Regions from separate parts of the Mus musculus genome. Here region 1 is linked to region 2. The links are chromatin loops, found by intact Hi-C in ENCODE. Cell type or tissue: left cerebral cortex. All regions are shown on one strand. Links, peaks and the distances in the headings refer to the core of each region. The heading gives the core; the rest is flanking DNA.

Evidence for each region. A loop is a pair of places that touch in the nucleus more often than their neighbours do. Peaks named below come from ENCODE experiments on the same cell type or tissue, not always from the same donor. Only the 100,000 strongest peaks of a DNase experiment are listed, where the experiment ranks them.
Region 1: a loop joins it to region 2, with 17 times the contacts of the local background. A loop is called at or near these places in 12 of 42 quality-filtered maps.

Annotation. Positions count from the first base shown.
Region 1 is chr6:130,304,336-130,308,738 of GRCm38, forward strand. It overlaps the pseudogene Klra13-ps. Among named protein-coding and RNA genes, the nearest start is that of Gm24072, 14 kb to the right of the region's middle. In left cerebral cortex, for the core only: no CTCF peak of the experiment used is centred there; no DNase peak of the experiment used is centred there.
Region 2 is chr6:130,066,389-130,070,791 of GRCm38, forward strand. It overlaps Klra4 (killer cell lectin-like receptor, subfamily A, member 4), which reads right to left and starts at 883. Exons shown (of 7, transcript NM_001252577.1): 1 at 791-883. In left cerebral cortex, for the core only: no CTCF peak of the experiment used is centred there; no DNase peak of the experiment used is centred there.

The DNA.
Region 1 (4,403 bases), core at 226-4,225, 240 kb after region 2:
AACACACTTAAATCATCAAAACAAAGCAAGAAAATCTCTATTAATAGACCACATCTCAAAATTACAATTTGTGTAGCATGGAAACAAGGGAAAATTTTGCACAAGTCTATCATATGAACTGACTAAAAAATACACTCAAAATTGCAGATTTTGACCTAAAATATACAGACTCTAGAAAACCTACAAATATGAAGTTTCAGAAAATTTTGAACCAGGCCTTGGCCTTGTACAATGAATCCTCCTGACCCAGCTTAGAAGGAGCTAGATGACAGGCATGTGCCCTCACCCAATTCTATAGGAACAAAAGTGCATTCTACAGAAGGCACTCAAGGTATGGATACTATCCAAGTATAAGATATCAAGCAAGGGCATGTAGTCCAACTACTAACTACTAAATACTAAATATTTTGGTGTATCTAAGGCATTTAGAATCTGAAACTCATGCCTTTGTTTACCATTATATCAAAAAAGAAAAAGATTTCATCTTGGAGCACAGCTATGGCAATGTGTATAGAGCAACTAAAATGGATAAAATTTGACATTACCTCAGTTTCAGTAATAAACAAAATGATTCTTGATATTTTTGGGAACTCAAACTGGGGTTTGCTCATTCCAACACAGACTAATCCTCTTATCCCCTCTCTCTTCATCTGCAACTTTATTCTCAGGAAGAAACTTCCTCTTCTGTTCTGACAACAGTTTTTGCTTAGTTACATTAAATATTTTGATATTTATGACTATTAAAATACTTTCCTCAAGAATAAAAGCATTGTTTCTAATGCATATGCTTCATTTCCTTAGGATTTTGTTTGCCTTTTCAGAACCTAGTTTGTCTGTTAGGTTGAAAGTTTGGATGTTAATAACAATTAAAACACTTTCTTCTTAGGCTGGCGTGGTGGCTCATGCCTTTAATCCCAGCACTTGGGAGGCAGAGACAGGGGGATTTCTGAGTCCTAAGGCTAGCCTGTTCTACAAGAGTGAATTCCATGACAGCCAGGCGATACAGAGAAACCCTGTCTCAAAAAAAAAAAAAAAAAAAAAAACAACCAAAACCAAACCAAACCAAAAAACCACTTTCTTCTTGCATGAGAGTATTGTTTCTTTTCTTTTCTTTTCTTTTCTTTTCTTTTCTTTTCTTTTCTTTTCTTTTCTTTTCTTTTCTTTTCTTTTCTCTTCTCTTCTCTTCTCTTCTCTTCTCTTCTCTTCTCTTCTTTTCTTTTCTTTTCTTTTATCTTTTTTTTTTCTGGTGGGGTTAGGGGAAGGTTTCAAGATAGGGTTTCTCTGTGTAGCCCTGGGTATCCAGGAACTCACTCTGTAGACCAGGCTGGCCTCAATCTTAGAAATCAACCTCCCTCTGTCTCCCAACTGTTAGGATTAAAGGCATGGACCACCACTGCCAGATTAAAGTGTTGTTTCTAATGCATAAATGCTTCATGTCCTTAGGAGTTCATTTCTCTAAAACATTTCATGGTTTTTTAAACACTAGTTTTTATGTTAGCTTTAAAGATTTCAGAATTCTTCTTGACTAGACTAAATACTACTACTACTACTACTACTACTACTACTACTACTACTACTACTACTACTACTAGTGTCCTAATGGTTTAATCTATCCTTGATTCTCAAGTAATTTCATTTTTTTTTCAGATTCCCATTATTCTACTCAGTATATATGATTTATTCCCTTACCAATAATCATCTAAAAACCAGAAAGGTTATATTTTTCTTTCTGTTTTTTTTTTAATTTTAAAACTTGATTGCTTTATTTTTTCATCTTAATTTTGACCAATTTTGTAGCTAATTACCCTCCAACTAACACTCTTTTCTTCTCTCTCACCCTTATGCATAACTAATCCCAGATGAAATGGAACACTATACATTTCAAAAAAAAAAAAAAAAAGGTAGTGGAATATTTTTAAATTGCTAAAAATTTAAAGTACAATTTTTTAAAAAGTGTTTTTAGACACTTAAGGCACTTACCTCTGAGGCCAGCTTTTCGAGGCTTCCCTGTCTCCTCAAGCCTCACCCGGTTCTGCAACCCTGAAGACTTATGGAATCTCACAGCTGAGAAAGTGACCTCCTGCTCACTCATCTTGGGAGGATGTAGAGTATGTTTTCTTTTAAAATATGTCCTTGAGTGATTTCTAAAGAAAACATTAAAGTGCCAACCTATTGGAATGCACCTGGATCTGATGATACAGAAGGTTGGGAAAGGGTGGGGTTTGATTTACTCCTTAATCATCCAAACACTGCAACATGGACTGACCTCGATTTCCATTACATGTGAGAAACATTTGCCGATTTGAGTTAAAATTGTTTATATTTCGTGTCTTTGTTTTCCTTTTTTTTAATTAGGTATTTTCTTCATTTACATTTCCAGTGTTATTCCAAAAGTCCCCCATACCCTCCTATCCCCCACGCCCCTACGCACTCACTCCCACTTCTTGGCCCTAGTGTTCCCCTGTGCTGAGGCATATAAAGTTTGCATGACCAATGGACCTCTCTTTCCACTGATGACCGATTATATTTCTAATAGTAACAGCAATTTCTAGGAAATACGGAAGAATTAAAATTTACTTCTATGGCAATATACTTATGGACACAGCCTGTTTGATCAAAATATTCAGCACATAAAAATGTTAGGTAAAAGTGCTACCACTGAAAATCATTGAAAAAAAATAAACAATCTCTTCAAATAACAGAGTCAATGATTTAGGAATAAATAAAAAATGTTGCTTTAAAATTATTTACACATTTGATAAACAAATAATAATAAATGATATTTCAGCCTTTTTAAATACACGACTCTCATAGTTTTCCAGACATTACTGCAGGTAACTCAAGACACATAAATATCTCTTGGTTTGAAGCCCCAGCCAGCTGAGATGTCCAACGTCTCCACCAGGCCACAGTCTACACATTCATCTCCATGCTTGGACTAGGTAAGTGGATTCAAAAAGATCCTACTGAGTGGGATAATTCAGGCCAAGCAAGGCAATCTGAGGCTTCTGGCTCAAAGTCTTCAGAAATGATTTGTTATCTTTAGTAACTGAAGCAACCAGGAAAGTAGAAAGGGAACTTTGCCAGTGGGGTCCCATGAGCAATAGAAAAAGGCATAGAGGATACAATACAACTTTTCAATCTTAAATCTACACAGTCATGTCACATAAAACAAACTCATACCTAATGTTGCAAGAGGAAGTTATATGAAAAAAAAATTCACTATGCAGCATACATGATCTAATGCCCATAAAAGATACAATCTGATAATAGATATCAATGTATTAGCAAAGAGTAAACAATTGTAATTGGCATTACCCTTACATTAATAAATGAGCTAAGAACCAGCAGATAGTAAAGACAAGCTGCGCTTGTAATAGCATTCTTTTCTATTTTTTAATTTATGAAGTTTTCTGAAGTGATTCACCATTTGACTTATTTCTTGACAAAAGACATCCTTCAATTTGAGAATCATTTTCCACATGGTTATTTATTAATATTGCTCTTAGTTTGGGTGTGCACAGGCCAATGTGCATGTGTCCAAAAGACACATTTTCAAAGTGAGTTCTCCCACTCTACTTCTCTTTGATTTACAGGGATCAAACTCAGCTATTCAGTAGGCAGTACATTTACACGCTGACACACTTTACCAGGATACTATTATCACATCTTTCAAATAGGTAATATATAAACATGTAATCCAGTTAAAGAGTCATGAACTCCATAGATTCCTCTACCTTGATTTCTTAGCGCACAAGTTCCCACATACTCTGAAAGAAAATCACCAGTGCAGAATAACAGTTTTCACATGCTGCCAGATTTAACCTGATATAACACAGCCAAAAGGGCTCCCATCAATCCTGCTCTCAAGTCACACCATATGAAATTCTCTAGAGTTTATTTGAACATTTGATAGAAAAACAATAAAAGCAGCTATTGTTACCTGTGACTCTAGCTGAAGTGAGGTGGGTAGAAGGAATGGATGTCCCTGTTGGGGTAATGTGGGTCTTTCCTGGTCTGTATCCCCTTAGAGGCTCCAAGAAGAAAGGCAGAACTAAATTTCCTCTGAGCAACACTCAATCTCATGGTTTTCTGCCCCTCCTCTTGACCAAATCAAAAAGAGGAAATTGCTTTTGAAAGCTGAGTCTGAAGGCAAGGGAAAGAAGCAAAATATTTTGCCAGATGCTGCAAAAGAAATGTCTATACATGATATTTGAAGGCAGAAAAGACTAGCATTCCTGCACAGAGAGCAAAACCTGTGTCTTTCGCAAAACCATTGGGAAAAAGATGGACTTAAACTTGTCTGCTCACAATTTTTTAATCGACTTTTGGAAATCTTCTATTATGTTGCTATTTTATATTTATTTTTTGATTTTGAATCATGATAATGCATCCTAGTGTTT
Region 2 (4,403 bases), core at 232-4,231:
TCACATATAACATACTCATACACAATGTTGCAAGAGGAAGTTATATGAAAAAAAATTTCACTATGCAGCATACATGGTCTAATGCCCCAAAAAGATAAAATCTGATAATAGGTATCAATGTATTAGTAAAGAGTAAAAAATTGTAACTGGCATTACTCTTACATTAATAACTGAGCTAAGAGACAGCAGATAGTAAATACAAGCTGCATGTGTGATAGCTTTTTTTTCTATTTTTTTTTTTAATTTATGAAGTTTACTGAAGTGATTCACTATTTGTCTTATTTCTTGACAAAAGACATCCTTCAATTACAGAGTTCTTTTCCAAATAGTTATTTATTAATATTGCTCTTAGGTTGGGTGTGCACAAGTCAATGTGCATGTGTCCAGAAGACACATTTTCAAAGTGAGTTCTCCTACTCCACTTTCCTTTTATTTACAGGGATTAAACTCAGGTATTCGTTAGGCAGTACATTTATACACTTCACCTGGATACTATTATCACATCTTTCAAAAAGGTAATATATAAACATGTAATCCAGTTAAAGAGACATGAACTCCATAGATTCCTCTACCTTGATTTCTTAGCGCACAAGTTCCCACATACTCTGAAAGAAAATAACCAGTGCAGAATAACAGTTTTCACATGCTGCCAGATTTAACCTGATATAACACAGCCAAAAGGGCTCCTATCAATCATCCTCTCACGTCACACCATATGAAATTCTCTAGAGTTTATTTGAACATTTGATAGAAAAACAATAAAAGCAACTATTGTTACCTGTGACTCTACCTGAAGTGAGGTGGGTAGAAGGAATGGATGTCCCTGTTGGGGTAATGTGGGCCTTTTCTGGTGTGTATCCCCTTAGAGGCTCCAAGAAGAAAGGCAGAACTAAATTTCCTCTGAGCAACACTCAATCTCATGGTTTTCTGCCCCTCCTCTTGACCAAATCAAAAAGAGGAAATTGCTTTTGAAAGCTGAGTCTGAAGGCAAGGGAAAGAAGCAAAATATTTTGCCAGATGCTGCAAAAGAAATGACTATATATGATATTTGAAGACAGAAAAGATGAGCATTCCTGCACAGAGAGCAAAACCTGTGTCTTTAGCAAAACCATTGGGAAAAAGATGGACTTAAAACTTGTCTGCTCACAATTTTTTATTCGACTTTTGGAAATCTTCTATTATGTTGCTATTTTTTATATTAATGTTTTGATGTTGAATCATGCTAATTGCATCTTAGTGTGTATTAGAAATGCCTTTAAAGCACATTTCCACTGGTAAAGTCTGCCTGTACATGCTTCTAGATTTTTAATCATAGGTAATATAGACTGTGAACAGTGATGTCATTCCATATAAAGAGGTTTACTGCTGATATTTTCATGGTACTGGGGTATCAAATCTAAGACAATGAGCATGCTCAGCAAATACTTTATCCCTGGGCTATAGACTCATGCTTCATTTTGGTTTTCTTCTGATGTTTTGTTTTTTGGTTTGTTTTTGTGGTGGTGGTGGTGGTGGTGGTAGTGGTTGTTTTGAGATAGTTGTACCTTCCTATGTATCACAAGCTGCTCTCACACTCACAGTCCTCTATCCTTACTCTTTCCCGTCTTTAGAAAATACTAAGAAAGATATTTTATACATGAAGTCATGGGATTCAAAGAGATACATATTTTAAGATCCGTGATATAGATTATCACATGATATCTACTTCATTTACAATCTATCAGTTAGGATGAAAATATTCACAACTGATTTTTAGAGATGAGATGAGGTGATTTTTCTTCTGTGAATTTTGTCATTGGGTTTGTGATGAGAATTCCTGCTAAGAAGGTGTTTCAATCAGCTGATTTAAAGTACATAAAGGCGAGTTTGATGTCATGCTATGGGTCTAGGGACTATTTATCTTACCAGCGGCTAGCTCTAGCCCTTTAAGTAACCTGTGTCAGAACTAACATCCTTTGATTAGTAAATAAAAACTTCATGAAATCTATGAACACATCTGACTATTAATATCCATTTACCTGAAGGCTTAGAGTGTCTTCTGATGACCTGTGGAAAATCTTTTCTAATCTTTCTGTTATTACCTCTCTGATGTACGAACAAATGCATAATAAAATTGTATGATATATTTATGATTTTCTATATTCTTAAAAACCTCAAAACTTTATGAAACTGCTTCTACATTTGAACATGGAACCATGATCTCTTAAAATATTTCCAGAACACACTATCATTTATTCCGTTTAAGGTGAAAGCTGGATTTTGCATCAGTAGACCTTCTTTGAAAGCCCTTGCTGTGCAAACATTTCTACTGAGGTTGCACATTCTAGTGATGATTCACATGCTAGATACATTAGACACTTCACTGGGATTGAGGGTATGGTTCAGGGTAGGGCATGTACAGAGTCTTGACCTCATACAACAGAGTAATCATAATAACAACAATAATAGTAAAAATGACAATGATAGTAACACAATCAATGATAATAACAGAATAGATAGAGGAAGTTAAAGACTATTTGATTTCAATAGTCTATTGCTATGAGTACACCAATTTTAAATATGTTCACAACTTTCAAAAAACTTTATTTTCATTTGATTGTAGGTTTTCCAACTGGCTGGCTTGTTTTTCATGAGAACATTTTAAATTGTTTTTTAACTCAAGAGACAGTGATTAACCATGCACTGGGAAATTGTGGATGGCTCAAGACTAGAAGAGGAACTGAAGATAGACTGTCAAGCCTGATGCCTAATAGAATAGGTAGGAGGGGACCACCTGCTTTTCTCTTCCATTACTAAACTAAATTTCAGCCAGCCTTGAATTATACCTACTCAGTGGCTTCTTTAGGTCTTTCTTTCACTCCACCTCCATTTTCTTTTCTCCCAGTTCATAAACTATTCATGTGCTTATCAATAGACAGTGTTGCCTGTTTCTTATATGACCAAGGTCTGTCTCCTTAAATTGTTTATTTTTATAGATGTACGAAAAGAACTTTTATATTGATCATTATTGTTTCATGTGTGTATGCTTACAAATGCTTGAGTGCATACAAGCCATGTGGTATACAGAGGAATACCTTTGGGGTTAGCTCTTTTCTTCTACAGAGAATTCAATGAAACAATTTTTTTGGCTGTCATCAGGCTATGCTGTAGTGCTTTTACCCACTAAAACAATTCAAATTCCAGTTTTTGATACTTTAACACAAATATGTATGAGTTACCACTTAAGTCTGCCATTATCATGTACCTGACCTTCATTGAAACAGATGACAGACTTTACATCATCTCAACAGTGTAATAAAAGTTCTGTGGATGCAGTGTGAATGATTCCATAACACCTCCAGATAGTCACTTTTGTCTGTAACCCTTAATTCTCGGGGAATCATTCCATTTATAAACTACACACACACACACACACACACACACACACACACATGCACACGCACACGCACATACATATACACACATACACACAGAGGATATGGGAAGGGGGGTGGAGAAGCAGCAGTGCTGAACAAAGTGGTCACAGTGTCCCTGTGCAGGCAGATGCTTGTGCTGTCTCAGCTTTTCTCAGAAAAGACTCTGAAGAAGTCAGCTGAATGACTTAAGGACACTATGAACCTATACTCCAAATACATCATTAATTCATGCATGGAATATGGATAAAATTGACACTTAAAGGAGCATCGATTTTAGTTTCCCATGAAGCATGAGTCTGCCAGCTGGGGCATCATGAGTGGAAACACCAAACCAGGCACTTGTGACTTCATGTAAGTCCCATCATTCACAGATTCTTCCACCACAGTACATCAGAAGTGCTGTTTCTTTATAGGGTTGCTGTGAAGGTTTAATAAGATACACAAATAGCATTTTGTTTTCTTGTGTGCAAGACAGGGCCTCACTATTTAGCCCTATCTGGGTTGGAGTTTACCACATAAAACAGGTTGGCCTCAAAAATCACAGAGATTGAATGATTCTTTCTCCCAGTTTCTGGGATTAAATGTATGAATCACCATTTGAAGCTTCAAATAATGTTTTTAATCATAACCTGGCAAATGAATAGTAAGTTGCATTCAATATCAAACATTACTGGGGGGGGCACTCCAGTCTTTGCCTATCATATTGATATGATCAAAAGACTGATACTTTAAGCTTATGTTTTCATGTGGTCATAAAGATTGGTTCACCTCCTTCTTAGGTTTAGAGTAACTGTAATCTAGAATACTGGAAGAACCGGGTAGATTTCAAGAGAAGGTTGTTTTTTATGTTGACTTTTTTTGAGCATTTTAGCTTCCAGAAGCTTCTCTAAGACACAGGCTAGATTTTCTAAGATTGCAGGTGTTTGGAAGGATAGAATAGGGAGGGCACATGAGCAAAAGTGAGAAACTGACACATCTACAGCCTTG